2 separate regions of the Homo sapiens genome follow, and region 1 is linked to region 2. A link is a loop called in an ENCODE intact Hi-C map of the cell type or tissue named here. Cell type or tissue: GM12878. All regions are shown on one strand.

Evidence for each region. A loop is a pair of places that touch in the nucleus more often than their neighbours do. Peaks named below come from ENCODE experiments on the same cell type or tissue, not always from the same donor. Only the 100,000 strongest peaks of a DNase experiment are listed, where the experiment ranks them.
Region 1: a loop joins it to region 2, with 8 times the contacts of the local background. A loop is called at or near these places in 18 of 110 quality-filtered maps.

What each region holds. Positions count from the first base shown.
Region 1 is chr4:143,904,884-143,912,883 of GRCh38, reverse strand. GYPE (glycophorin E (MNS blood group)) reads left to right here and starts at 7,325. Exons shown (of 4, transcript NM_198682.3): 1 at 7,325-7,413. The coding sequence starts at 7,377. All of the region lies in intron 9 of LOC105377459 (a long non-coding RNA gene), which reads right to left. It overlaps LOC101927636 (a long non-coding RNA gene), which reads right to left and starts at 553. Exons shown (of 7, transcript NR_125886.1): 1 at 435-553; 2 at 246-344. It also overlaps the pseudogene LOC100420464. In GM12878, a CTCF peak has its summit at 4,879 (motif pointing right); no DNase peak of the experiment used is centred here; H3K4me3 peaks cover 2,879 bases; H3K27ac peaks cover 480 bases.
Region 2 is chr4:143,769,466-143,777,465 of GRCh38, reverse strand. No RefSeq gene overlaps it. Among named protein-coding and RNA genes, the nearest start is that of FREM3, 73 kb to the right of the region's middle. In GM12878, a CTCF peak has its summit at 3,301 (motif pointing left); a DNase peak (open chromatin) is centred at 3,285.

The DNA.
Region 1 (8,000 bases), 140 kb before region 2:
TCTGAGAGGAAGCATTAAAAGCCATTCCTTATCTGGCCTTTTTCCCCCAGTTTGCAACAAGAACAGCATATTCCAAATGGGGGTGGCTCCTTCAGTCTGGATCCTGGAACTTGTCACCGTCATAGACCAAATGTAATGTGAGCAGGAAATGAACCAGTGTTGCTGCAAGACACTGAGATTTTGAGGCCTTACCACAGTAGAACCTAATCTAAGAAATGGAAGCAAGCATCAAGTGGAGCACTTACCAGACTCAAGAAAGCCTATTTGTCCCAAGAGACAGCCAGTCCTTAGCTCTCATGAATTGTCACAATGTAGAACTGCACGCTAACTCTTGCCAGATCTTCCTGTAAGAGGAGCCAAATTTTAAATTAAATCAATTCCTGATTTTTAATTAAAATATACCTTCTTTTTAAATGTTGGCGCTAAATCCATACGTTTAAAAAACACTTAGGGCAAATCAAATCAAGTAATAACTCATAATCTCTTTTCCATTCCATAGTTTGCTCATACATAAAATAAGAATGCGCTGGCCCGGCGTCGCTGGGCTTTCCTCAAGGGGTCCCCGAGCAGCGTCGCAGAGCGGGCCGACTTCCGGGAAGGAAGTGACCAGCGACTGAGCGGCGGCCGGCGCGTTTAGCGCCCTGAACATGCGGCAGTCCCTGCGGGCGACCCCAGGCTCCGGACAGGCAGCGGCGGAGGCGGCGGCTCCGGAGGGAAGGAGGCGGCGGCGCCGGCGGAGGTGGCGGCGGAGGTGGCGGCGGAGACGGCCGGCGCCCGGCGCGGAGCCCTAGCGAGGCAGTTCAGCGCGGCCTCGGGCCTGGTCGAGAAGGATGCTGTCCCGACAGAAAACCAAAAACGAAGTGTCCAAGCCGGCCGAGGTGCAGGGGAAGTACGTGAAGAAGGAGACGTCGCCTCTGCTTCGGAATCTTATGCCTTCATTCATCCAGCATGGTCCAAAAATTCCAGGACGAACTGATATCTGTCTTCCAGATTCAAGCCCTAATGCCTTTTCAACTTCTGGAGATGGAGTAGTTTCAAGAAACCAGAGTTTCCTTAGAACTCCAATTCAAAGAACACCTCATAAAATAATGAGAAGAGAAAGCAACAGATTATCTGCACCTTCTTATCTTGCCAGAAGTCTAGCAGATGTCCCTAGAGAGTATGGTTCTTCTCAGTCATTTGTAACGGAAGTTAGTTTTGCTGTTGAAAATGGAGACTCTGGTTCCCGATATTATTATTCAGACAATTTTGTTGATGGTCAGAGAAAGCGGCCACTTGGAGATCGTGCACATGAAGACTACAGATATTATGAATACAACCATGATCTCTTCCAAAGAATGCCACAGAATCAGGGGAGGCATGCTTCAGGTAGCTTAACATTATAAATAATATAGTAGTTTATATTTATTGACATGTCAATTAAAAAGATGTTCTTTTCTAGATTTTCTTGGGACACGGACAAATACTACTAGCGAAATATTTTTCCACTTTGCTCGTCCTGCTTAAGCCTGTGTGCAAATAGTTGTTAATCTACACTGAATGGAAGAGTCCTTGTGACCATTTATTTTATTAACTCATGTTATATAAACTTGGTACTTATCTCAAGGCTGTCTAGTCTCTTAATGCTGTGACCCTTGAAAACCTAGAGAATTTAATGTCTCCAGTTGGGCTGAATTTAGGTTTAGGTTTGGTAGAATAATGGGAAGGGTAAATCTTCAGAGACACTTGACTGAGTCCTCAGAGACACTTGACGAACTTGGGAAAGGAAAGAAGAATAGGAACAACTGGGCATGGTCAGTGATACCCTGAGCAATCACATTACTTCGCTAGATCCTGCACTTTTTCTCTGAACAAAAAGTAGTTCAAGAATTATTTCCTGAGTTGATCAAAAAGACTTATAGTCATATGGTTAATTATGTGTTGAGCATGTCTTTTTATTATTTTTGTAACAGACAAAAAATATTACCATATAATTTAAGAAAAGAAGGTACTTTCCATATCTCCTGAGTTGGAGATACTTCTGAAAGGAGCAGAAGAGATGGGAGAAATGTACAGTTCTACTTTATTCCTGAAGTCCTGGTTTTACCAGATAAAATTAAGTGAGAGGAAAATTAAACTTTCTTGTCCGATTGTTTTTTTCTACCAAGTTATAGACTTTAAATTTTGGCAGGATAAAAATAAAATGTGAGACAGATTTACTTTTTGGCTCACATAACTTCAAATAAGACGACTTAAAAATGGTTTGGAGCATTAGTATTTTGACTGTAGAAAAAAATTATTCATTTAGTATTAACTGTTTATGTGTCTAGCGTTTTCCTTGGGTCTGTTGGTCTCTGCTTTCTGGTACCTTATTTGTCTAGTATCTTATTTGTGGAAACAAAACCAATCTATACACAATAGTCACAGAACAATTGTTACACTTTGTGATACTAACTGTAAGTGCAACAGGGAATCAGAAGAGAGATGAGTATAGGCTGGAATACTTAAAGAGATGATTGGAGGACTTGGAGTGGGCCTTGAGCTTGGCCTTTAGATTAACAGGGGCCAGAAGAAGGACATTTTACATGGAAAATTGGGAATAGCACAATGAAAACAGAGTAGGCATGGTTTAAATATAAGGAACAGTGTAGTTCTGCCTGGTTTGAAGAAATAAGATGTAAGGTCGAGTGGAGATTTGTGGTTCAACAATAGGCTTAGATTTGAGTCAAGTGGAAGCTCTTGCACATTTCAGAAAGACAAGTGATTTTATGAAAGCAGTGTTTAAAGATTAGTTTTGTACTAGAATTAAGGGTAGATTCCTAGAGAAAAGAGGATTGCAGGTACCAGTGGGTACCAGTGGTAATAGGAAAAGGCAAATCTAGGATGCTTTGGAAGGAAAAATGAGAATTAGAGTTTAGGAGAAAGCAGATCACTGAAGTTTTAAAAATAATGTGGAATAGTTGGTAAGAACAACTTATTTTATGAAAGCTGACATCGGAGTCTCACTGGAACATTGTAGAGGAGAGGTTTTCTAGGCATGTGGAAATGCAGTAAGAGGCATGGGTAAAAGCACCTTTTAGTTTTTAAGGAATTAGGTTAAAGAATTAGCTGCATGCTTGTGTTTATTTTGGTTATTTCTGATATACAGTTCTGAACCTCAGGAGTAATTTGTTATCTAACTAAAATAGTAAGTTTTAAAAATAAAGCTCATTTATATTTTCTTCTAGAATAATAACTGCTTATTACGGGAAATTTGCAAAATGCAGTAACGTAAAGGCAAAGTACCTGTCCACCAGAGATCCTCTTAGTATGTTATTTTCTTCATCTTTTTCCATGCCAAATTCTTTTTTTACATGGATGTGATTATATAATATTTTGTACAGTTTTCTGTTCTTTTTACTTGAATGATTTTCTTCATGTTGTATACTTTTTATGAGTGGTTTTAATGACTGCATAATCTTCCATTTGGTGCATATTCAGTGGTTAATGAGGACTTGACCTATACTTCAGAAATTTGGAAAGAGGAGAAGTGGGACATGCCCAAATTAATGGGACTTGGCCACTAACGGGGTTTGAAGGACAAAGGAGAGGGAAGAGTCAGATAGGATTAGCATAGCACATGACTGCCTAAGAGATGCTCACAAAAATAAATGGCTGAATGAGTGAATGAACCCAGCGGTTTTAAATCTGGAGGCTTAAGACAGTTTTTGGTAGCTGAGGGAGAACAGAAATAGCTATGTTTACTGTTAATATAGAATATGTGTTATTCTTTGCACTCACCTTTCCCACCTATATTGCAGACGCCACTGATAGCTTGTAATACTTTTCTACCTGAGGTTTAAGTATGTAAACATGAAGAATTAATAACAAGTTAAACTCTTGTTTTGAAAATCTAATTTGCCAAATATAATTGAGGAAATACTATAAGAACTAAATCTCTACTGATCCTCTCTTAGGAGCAATTTGACATAATATTTGTAAGTTTAAAGACAGACTTTAAAACAACTTTCCGGTCACAACTTCAAAATAAAGTACAAGTTAATTGCAAAAAAATAAATAAATAAAAATAAAATAAAATAAAATAAGAATGCTAATATCTGTTCTGCCTCTCTAACAGGGTTATTTTGAGTGTTAGATTTATCTTACTTGTAGTTGTTTTTTTATTTTAAAAAAATTTTGAAATGATAAACTAACAAAGGTCAGGGAAAGTTCTTAGACTACTCTGGCAAGGCAGGCTGGACAATTCTAAGGCGATGAGGTACCAAGGAGGCTAGTAGTATAAACCACAGTGCCTCAACTTTCCTGCCCCTCCCCTGTTCTCCACTCCTCCATGCAAAACATGAAAAGCACACTTCTCCACTGGCAGATCAGACTAGCATGCAACCATCTTCAGGAATAATCTAAGCCTGAAATAGTTGAGAGGTAAGTAATTGACAAAAATGAATGGTTCTCTGTCATGAAACAAGCAAGGTATAAGTTTGTGTTGATCGATCCAAGTTGCCTTTCCTAGATTATAACATTGAACTTCATCCTTCTTAACTACGTCATAGAAATGACTCGGGCAATTCAAAAAATAGCTTAAAGACATGTAGTATCAAGAAAATTGGATAAGTTTTTTATGTTTGATTAAATGCCTCAAAAGTACTTGTTTTATTTTATGCAAAGATTCAAAATTCTTAAAAGATGTGGATTTGTCTAATAATTTGCATGATATAGCTCATAGGTAGAATTTTATGATAATTATGAATGTGTACTTCAGTAAAAATATTTCTGAAAAATTTAAAGAAGATTAAGGAATGCCTGAAAGAGAAAAATGTAATCTGATGTATTTTTTTTGTTGTTGCATTTACGGGGCTCACATTTTTTCCTTCCATTGTGCAGATACGCCACTAGAGAGCACTGTACGGCACTGCTTCCTCACACCCTGTGTGAGGTGCTGAATCTGACCTCTGATTTCCTCATTGAGAACCCTCCAGGTTTTGACTTACTTTAATAGGGCCAGGTACTCTATAGGGCATTGTGCCAGATGCTGGAAACAGAACAACAGAGACAGGACCCACAAATACAAAGGAACAGATTGTTCACAACAACCTGAGACAGGTGTTAATAAACAGGCCTGTGTCAGCACTACAGGAGTTTAGAGAATTGCTAACGATGTGATTCTGCAGGAAAGGAAAGTGGGAGGTCATGGAAAAGAAAGCACTCTCAGACTCTGACCAGTCCAGGCTGAAGAAGGTATGAAAGCTGAATTTTAGGCTGAGTTTCCTTTTCATTTTCCCCTTCCTGCCTTAGCAATGGACCTCCATACTGGAGGGAACCTGAAGCTAGGATATGACATAGGTTACCCGCAGGATATATAAAAAATGATCAGCCTATACACCCAGGACTGCCCGTGAGAAGTTGCTTTCCTCTGCACTGCAATATTCATTTGTCATTTATTGATTTGAGAAATATTTATTGTCAAGTGTGCCCCAAGCACTCATTGGTAAATAAGATAGCCATAGTCAGGGTGTGTCCACTTAAAAACTGTAGTCCAGTGGAGACACAATGATTGCAACGTAGTGTAATAAGTCCTGTGATAAGGGAAGAAGATGGAACCACACAAGTATAGAGCAGGGGCACCTGACAAAGACAGGAAGTCAGGGAAGGCTTCGTGGAGGAAGTACTATTCAATGAAGACCCTAAGCAGAATTGGAGGCCACCTAAAAAGGAGTAGGTGTATTCCAGGTGAAGATAGCACAACCCAGGAAAAAAAGAATCCAATAGGATTTTATTTGTGTATATACAATTTTCAGATCTTGCTGTTTTCCACTTATCCATTTTATCCTGAGTCTCCATATCTTTATTTTTGAAAACATGATTTTAATAGTTGCTCTAATAGTCCATCGTAAGAATAGTGACATTTATTTACCCATTTTCAGAAATAGCATTTTTAAGACTCATGCTAATCGCTCTCCCTTTGTCAATATAAAATCATGTGAATTAATTCTTACTGCTTATATGAATATCAACAACATTTCCTTTACTTGGTTGACTCTTGAGCACAATTCCTGCAACCCAAACTGATATCCAGCCATAACAAACACTGAATTTATGGAAGGTATTAAATTATTATGTATTGTTTAATTTTAAGTTTTTAATAAAATTTGCTGCAGTTGTTTTACATGAATTGGCAGGGCCTTAAGAGGCACTCTGGATTCTTTTCCTGCTGCTCAGATTACCCCGTCTGTGTCATTCATTCTTCCGTCTCTCCCAAGTCTGCATCTCCACTCCCTCCATCCATTAGTCCCTCAATCTCAGGCTCCTCCCTCTCTGGGATGCTCTGCTGATACTTATCTCCATCTTTTATCCAGTAAATACTTTTTTTTCTCTGTGGTCCAGTTTCCTGAATCTGCAAACATTAGCTTCATAAATGATTTTTTTAAACCACACTTTGGGTAAATATGTAAGTATGATATATGTGGCAAATTGCTTACATAGCAAATTGATTTTCTGGGTCAGGCAGGAAAGACTTTCACAAAAATCTTACAGGAAGTAAGATGATTTAGATGGAGTATCCAGTCACCTTCTGTTGAACCATTTCAGACCTAATTTATATTTTTTGTTCTGTCTCCCTTTAAAATTGAGCTTCCTCACATTTCCATACCTTTCATTTTAACCTACTTTAATGATAAGGTTTTTGGTTTGTTGGGTTTTGTTTCTGACTGTTTTCATTTATTGTCTTGGTATTCATTTATGCTTACTTAGCAAGGTATATTTCAGACAGAAACAGCTCACTGGTTTCATAGCTGCACAGCACTAGCTCTTCAGTTCAAACTCTATTTTCACTGAAAGATTTGTTGCATCTCATGTCTCTTACATTGCTGTGTGACTCACCATGAGTTTGGGAGTCTTTCAGAACCTCAGAACACTCAAATGATTTAAATTTCTCAAATATGTTCATTTCACATATAGGAAGTCACTTTCATCTGGACCACCGGGTCTTGACATTAGAAATGAGAAGGTCTATGGCTCCACAACAGCTACCTCAGCCTGGCACGTGCCCTGGCCTCAGAGATTCACAGTCCAGTTCTTTGTCCAGTTGGGTGGCTCCTGTCTACCACCTTACCATGCCCACTTAACTGATGCAAAGTTAATATCACAAGTAGCCACCTGTTCCTTGCAGTGAAAATTGTACTTACCACTTTCATAGCCCCAAGATATCCATGTATCTTTATTAACAGGCGCTTAACAACTTGCATCATTTAAAATGCCTCCCCTGCCTATCAGCTGATGATGGCCACAGGAAGGTGGGCCTGGAAGATAACAGCTAGCAGGCTAAGGCCAGACACTGACACTTGCAGTTGTCTTTGGTAGTTTTTTTGCACTAACTTCAGGAGCCAGCTCGTGATCTCAGGATGTATGGAAAAATAATCTTTGTATTACTATTGTCAGGTAAGTGATTTTATTTCATCTTGGTTCTGTTATATTGGGTATGAGATCATAGAATAAAATGTAAACTACCCTATTTTAGTTCTATCTTATTTAAATGCATAAATGAGTAGTATTTCCTCTTCCAGTCTGGTGGATGGATTTTACTGGAACTCAGCTACCAATGTGGGGGAAATGGCACAAGGGAGCCCAGTATTTATGGCCGAATCCAGTTTTCTAGTATGAGAAGCTTACTTCAATTCTAAGTCTAGCTAGAATTAAACTAATTTTATCAAATGCTATGAGAAATAGCTCTCTGTGAATAAATGTATTGCTTTGTTTGAGTTATAAGGAGATTCATTTCCAAACTAAAGAGTTATTAACAAAGGTGTTATATGGCTTTTAGTTTTAAAAAGGTATAATTTCCTATTTCTGCCAAATGGTGAGAAGCCAAAAGCATGAACACTGAAACCGTGGGGAGTTGTTCGCTTCTCTGTGGGTCCATTACTAAAGTGTCACATAGGAAGAAACAAAAACAAAAACAACTCTTACTGGCTTAGATGTCATGTGAATTTTAGGAGAAATTTAAATCCATTAAAATAAATATCATA
Region 2 (8,000 bases):
TTTATAAAGGCACTCATCCCACCATTGAAGGCTTCCCCCTCATGACCTAATCACCTCCCAACAGCCCCAGTTTTTAATGACATCACATTGGCAATTAGCATTGATAAAAATTTGGGGACCCTTAAATATTTAGAACGTAGCAATGAGGTTAACAATCTTTAAGTTGGCAATTGGTCTTTAAGGATTATGCGGCAAAATGCACCAAATATATCCTAAGTTCAATAGAGTTTGTCTCTGCAATTTAATGTATCTTTTCGACATTCCTTTAGTATTCATTCTCATTTAAATATCCGAATTAATGTGAGCAAAAAAGACATTTGTTTATTTCTGACTCCTCCTATTTTTCTTTCAGCCCAGGAGAATAACATGGCAGTCTTTCATTGCCTTCAGACAAAACAGTTTGATAAATTAATGATGTGCTCTGGTGACATCAAATTCAAAGCAGTTGGCAGTACTTGAGAATATAATTTAGACTGATTGGAGCAAGGCTAATAAATGATGCTTTGCTGGTGCGCAATAACATCTTTTATCCATGAAGCTAAGTCTGCCAGAGCATATCATGACCTATATATTTCAGCCCTTTGAAAGCAAATCAGCCTGTTGTTCAATTTTGAAAATATATGAAAAGTTCCATAATAGTGTATCTTCACATTGTAATAGTGATCAATTGTATTTTAAAACAATATTCAAGAAACAAATTAAATAAACTATGTTATATTTCTCTAAAAATTCGAGATCAATCTTCAAGGCATGAAAGGAAATTCTCCAGATCAATTTTTGTTCATATATTTCCTGAGAAAAACGTAAATAGAATTTTGTACATCTATTAACTCATTTTAAATCCTCCCCGTAACACAAATGATTATCATTTAGATATTGAGCTATATAGGAACTCCTAATTCTGGACTACCTTCTTATTCTTTGTCATGCATCTTTCTGAAATAAGTACAGATTTACAAGAGCATTGATTATATTTTTATTGAAGTTCTTTTCTCTATATATTATCTATATTTTAATTTTTAAAAATCCTCTTGATAATGGTGAAGCTAACCACCAAAAACCTCACTGTCACCTATTTACAGCATTTTGAATCAAACCCCATCTCAGCACTCTGGAGATCTAGGATCCTTTATTGTGGGTTCATGGATGGACCTAAGTGGGGTTATGAACACTGTGAAAATTTGGAGCACTAAGCATATTTTTCAACACAAAGATTCCATAATTTTCATCAAATTCTAAAAACATCAGTGACTCAAAAATGTGAAGATAAGAATATTTTGGTCAAAAAACTAGGCTTTATTTTTACTTATTCTAGGCTGACATTTTTTCTGACTCCCCAGAATTATAATTTTGACCATTTCTATAATTTACTATACGCTTTTATTTTAAATTCAAAGACAAATTCATAGTGTACTCAGTAGTTTCCTATAAGACTAATAGTGTTTTGGATACAACAGTGTATTTACAACTTTTTCTTTACAACTGCAAAACTGTATCTTTATATTTATTCATATTGATATGAGGCTTCCCAATAAATCAAACCTTTTGGTTATTAGCATGTACAATATACATGTATTAGAATCATAGCAGTTTATAATGGTAAGAAGCCTTAGTAGAGATCAGTTTCTACTGTCCATCCAAAGCATAAATCCTGTTCACATTACCCTTGAGAGATGATCAATTTTCAACCTTTGTATGACTGTTTCTTGTGACAAGGAACTCTACAGTTTAAGCTGGTCAAGTACATTTTTAATAACTATAATTATAAGGAAGTTATCTCCTATATAGTATTTATGTTAAGTAATTTGAATATTATCCTAAAAGCAAGAGGAAACCATTAAAAGGTTTTAATCATGAAAATAACATGATTAGATTTATATTTTAAAATATGCACTCTGAAGTGCAAGTAATTAGCTTATAAAACAAAAGACAGATAAACAGAAAAAAAATTTTATTGTGGTCTGAACAAACTTGACCATAGAGATAGAAATTTTAGAAGTTTTGTAAGAGGTAGAAACAATGTTGTTGTAGCTGGCTGGATTTAGAGGGGAAAAGAGGTGAAACAGATGACACTCAGGTCTCAGAGTGAATGGTGGGGCATTTCGATGAGATAATAACTAAGAAAGACAAGCAGGTTTGGAGGATCATATTGAACTTGTGGTGGCTACGGAGCATCTATGAAGTTCAGACTAGAAATCTAGACTTAAGGTATTTTTTCAGAGTCATAAGAATAAAAATATAATTGGAGTCATAAAAAGTGAATGAAATTGCAACTCAATAAAAAAGAAAAGTATCCAATCAGGAAATGTACAAAGATATAGACATTTCTCTAAAGGTGAAATACAAATGGCCAATAAGCATATGAAAAAAATGTTCGACATCATTAGCCATCATGAAAATACAAATGAAAATGACAAACATATCATTTCATATACACGAGGATGGTCATAATCAAAAGGATGTAATAACAAGCATTGAAGACATTGGAACCCTTACGCACTGCAAGTGAGAATGTAAAATCTTGCAACCTCTTTGGAAATCAATTTGCAGTTTTTTGAAAAGTTAAATGTAGAGTTACCATATGCACCTAGCAATTTCACTTCTGGATATACACTCAAGAGAAATGCAAACTATGTCCACATAAAAGTTTATAGGTGTATTAATAATAACAGCCAAAAAGTGGAAATGAGGCTGTTTATGGAGATATGAGCACAACGGTGCCAAACTTCTGCTGCTGTTGCTCTGCATAGGATTCACAAACTCACGAGAAATGAAGATGATTGATCAGATGCAGCTGACATGTGCCTCTTCACTGAGAGGAACCAAAATATCAAGTAAACCTTCATACTTTGAACAGCCAGGAAAAAAACCCTGGCTGCCGCTTTTTCTCTTGGTGGGTTCTTTGGCACAGGAGAAACACCTCTGCCCCTCCCTGGGTTGTTCCAGTGGCCTGAGAGCTGCCCCTCAGCTCCCACCAAGGTTGTGCTTGGTCCCACCCTAGTTAGCCTGGAGAGCCTGGAGGTAGGTTCGCCCAACCCAGCCCCACCCAGCTTTCCCCCCTGCACCCCCGTTGGTCAGAGTGTGGAATGGGACACTTGAGAGCTCCATGCTCCCCATCACCAGGCACACCCTGGTAGTTCCCCTGATCAACAAAGGCCAAGTAAAATTTCCACTGCCATCACCACAGCCGCCTCTCACCTGCAAGCACCACATATGGATGGGAGGTCAAACTGCATGTCCAATCACAACTTCTGCTGACATCATTGTACAGTGCTCAGCCAACTCTTACCTGTAAGCACCACCTGCTGGCCTGTATGGTGAACTGCACAACCCAATATAATTACTGCTGGTAGAAGTGCACAGCACGGGGGAATGAGGTAACTTCTGAGATCTCCATCTCCTCATCTCTGTAGGAGACAGTAAGCCTGACCATATGTACAGCACGCCACTACTACAATCTAGCATTTTAGAAAACCACTACACTAATGTGATATATAAGCAAAGAATTCATACAGTGCTTTGGTCCTCTAAAAGCATATAGAAGTGAAACCAAAGGACCCCACCAATATATGCAAAAATCACACTCTAGTGGAAGAAAAAAAATCCCACGCAAATAAAAGTAAATTCCCAGGTAAGAAGTGACAGCTTCTACAAATGAGAAGGAACCACCACAAGAATTCCAGCACCATGAAGAAACAGAATGTTGTGACATTCTCCAAAGACCACAATAGCTCTCTAGCATAGATTCTAACCAAAATAAAAACTTTGAAATGACAGATAGAGAATTCAAGATGTGTGTTATAAGGAAGCTCAATGAGAACACAGAGAAAGTTGGAAATCGACACACACACACACACACACACACACAGAAAAACAATTCAAGAGATGACAGATGAGATAGATGTATTTTTAAAAAACTAACCAGAAAACCTGGAAATTTTCAAATTAACCCACTTAGACAAAAAAAGAATTTAAAATACTGAACAAATTGTTTGAGATATATGGATTATGTGAAGCAAGGGAGAAGAAAAAGTAAGAAGTTTGAAAAACATATTTGAGGGAATAATTGAGGAAATTTTCTCCAATCTTGCTACAGATGTATACATGCAGATACAAGAAATTTAGGGAAGACCTTGAAGATGTTATATAAAACAATTATAACCAAGGCATATAGTCATCAGACAATCAAAGGCCAGTGTGAAAGAAAAAGTCTTAAAGGCAGCTAGAGAGAACTATCAAATCACCTATAAAGGCAATCCTATCAGACTAACAGTGGACTTCTCAGCAGAAACCCTACAAGCCAGAAGACATTAGAAGCCTATTTTCTGCCTTCTTACAGAAATAAAAATGCCAGCCAAGAATTTTATATACTGCCAAACTAAGCTTAATAAATGAAGGAGAAATAAAGCCTTTCCCAGACAAACAAATGCTAAGGGAATTTGGCACCACTAGACCAGTCCTACAAGAAATGCTCAAAAGCACTCTAAACATGATAATAAAAGGATACTCATCATCATATAACACACTGGTTATTTCTAGTAAGTGTTTTCCAAACACTTGCTAGAAATCTCATGGATCTTATAAAACAATTACATACATAATTGAGACTCAAAGGCAACTAGCTGACAAATCTCTGGCAGGACAAAACTTCACATATCAATATTAACCTTGAATGTAATGGCCTAAATCCTCCATTTAAAAGATATAGACTGGCAAATTGGATTACAAAACAAGACACAACCACCTGCTGCCTACAAGAGACCAATTAAATAGCTAAAGACACCTGCAGACTCAAAGTAAAGGGGTAGAAAAAGATATACCACACAAATAGAAAACAAAAGTTAGCAGAAGTAGCCATTTTTACATCAGATAAAACAGACTTTAAACCAACAACAGTTAAAAAAAAAAAAAAGACAAAGAGGGGCATTATATAATGATGATGAGGTCAATACTACAAGAAGTTTTAACTATTCTAAATAAAATAAATATGCACCCAACACGGGAGCACCCAGATTGATAAAACAAATACTACTACACCTAAGAAAAGAGATTGACAGCAATTCAGCACTAGTGGGGGACTTCAAAATCCCACTGACCACACTAGATAGATCATTGAGGCAGAGTCAACAAAGAAGCACTAGACATAAACTGGACTCCAGACCAAATGAAACATAGATATTTAACAAACATTTTATGCCCAAAACCACAGAATATACATTTTTCTCATCTGTGCATAGAACACTCTCTAAGATTCACTATATGCCTTGCCACAAAGCAAGTCTCAATAAATTTTTAAAAATCAAAATTATATTAAATATATTCTTGGACCACAGTGGAATAAAATTATTAATCAATACCATGAGAAACTCTCAAAAATACACAAGTACATGAAACTAAACAACTTGCTCCTGACTTTTTAGTAAAAAATGAAAGTAACATAGAAATCAAACAATTTTTAATGAAAATACAGACACAACATATCCAAACCTCTGGGATACAGCAAAGGTAGTGCTAAGAGGAAAGTTTATACTATTAAATGTCTACATCAAAAAGATATAAATATATCAAATTAGTAGTCTAGTGTCACATTTCAAGGAACTAGAAAAGCAAGAACAAATCAAACCCAAAAGCCAGCAGAAGAAAAGAAATAATAAAAATCCGAGCAGAACTAAATGAGATTGAGACCAAATGAACAATACCAAGGATCAATGAAATGAAAAGTTGGTTCTTTGAAAGGATAAACAAAATGAATAGACCACTAGCAAGTTTAACCAAGAAAAAAAGATTCAAATAAGGACAATCAGAAATAAGTGTTATTACAACCAATACCACAGAAAAACAAAATACTATCAGAGATTACTATAAACATCTCTATGCACACAAACTAGAAAACTAGAGGAAATGGATAAATTCCTGAAAACATGCAACCTCCCAAAATTGAACCAGGAAAAAATAGAAATGCTGAACAGATGAGTAACAAGTAATGAGATTTAATCAGTCATAAAAAATTTTCCAACAAATAAAAGCCCAGTATCTGATGGATTCACAGCCAAATGTTATGAGATGTGCAAAGAAGAGCTGGTACCAATCTTACTGAAACTACTCCAAAGAATAGCTAGTTAGTTAGTTACTTAGTATCATAGAATACTCAATTCATGGAATTCCTCCTCAATTCTATGAAATGAGTATCACCCTGATCCAAAATCAAGAAAGGACATAACAAAAAAGAAAACTATAGGCCAATATTTCTGATGAATATAGAAGCAAAAGTCCTCAAAAAAAAAGAAAATTAGCAAACTGAATCTAACAGCATATTAAAAAGATAATTCATCACTATCAAGTGGGCTTTATTTTTGGGATGCAAGGATGGGTCAACATTTGCCAATCAATAAATGTGATTCATCACATAAACAAAATCAAAAACAAAAATCATATGATCATCTCAATAGTTGCAGAAAAAGCATTGGGTAAAAGCCCACATCCCTTAAAGATAAAAACCCTCAACAAACTATGCATCAAAGGAATACACTTCAGAATAATAAGAGCCATATGTGACAAACCCACAGCCAACACCATACCAAATGAGGAAAAGTTGAAAGCATTCTCCTTAAGCACTGGAGCAAGACAAGGATGTCCACTCTCACCACTCATACTCAACATAGTACTGGAAGTCCTAGCCAGAGCCATCAGGCAAGAGAAAGAAATGATAGGCATTCAAACTGGAAAATAGGAAGTCAGCGTATCTCTGTTCACTGATGAAATGATCACATATCTGGAAAATCCTAAAGATTCCTCTAAAGACTCTTAGACTTAATGAACAACTTCAGTAAACTTTCAGGATACAAAATAAATGTACACAAATCAGTAGCATTTCTGTACACCAATGATGTTCAAGCTGAAAACCAAATCAATAACTCAATCTCATTTACAATAGCCACACTGAAAAAAAAATTCTAGGAATACATTTAACTAACAAGGTGAAAGATCTCTACAAAAAGAAGTATAAAGCACTGATGAAAGATATTATAGATGACACAAACAAATGAAAAACATCCCATGCTTATGGGATGGAATAATCAATATAGTTAAAATTACTATACTGTCTAAAGCAATCTACAGATTCGATGCAATTCTTATCAAAGTACAAATGCCATTCTTCACAGAACTAGAAAAAACAATCTTAAAGTTCACATGAAACAAAAAACAGCCCAAATAGCCCAAGCAATAATAAAAAAAAAAACAGCAAAGCCATAGGCATCACATTACCTGACTTCAAATTATGCTACAAGGCTATAGTAACTAAAAGAACACACTACTGGTACAAAAATAAACATATAGATTAACAGAACAGAGGACCCATAAATAAACCCACATACCTACAACCAACTGGTCTTTGACAAAGTGAACACAAATAAACAATGGGGAAAGTATACCCTATTCAATAAATGCTGTTGGACTAGCTGGCTAGCCATATGCAGCAGAATTAAACTGGACTCCTACAATTTCCCATATACAAAAATCAACTCAAAATGGATTAAAGATTTAAATGTAAGACCTCAAACTGTAAGAATTCGAGAAGAAAACCTAGGAAATACCTAGGTTTTTGTGGACCTCAGTTTTGGGGAAAAAAATTATAACTAAGTCCTCAAGAGCATTGCAATAAAAACAAGATTGACAAGTGAGACCTAACTAAAGAGCTTTTTCACAGCAAAAGAAACTATCAACAGAGTAAACAGACAACCTATAGGGTTGGGAGAAAACATTCAAAACCTATGCATCCAACAAAGGTCTAATATCTAGGATCTATAAGGAACTTACACAATTCTACAAGCAAAACAACAAATAACCCCATTAAAAAGTGGGCAGAAGACATGAACCGGCACTTCTCAAAAGAAGACGTACCAGTGACCAAAAAAGATGTACCCAACATCACTAATAATCAGGGAAATCCAAATCAAAACCACATTGAGATACCATCTCATGCCGGCCAGAATCACTAT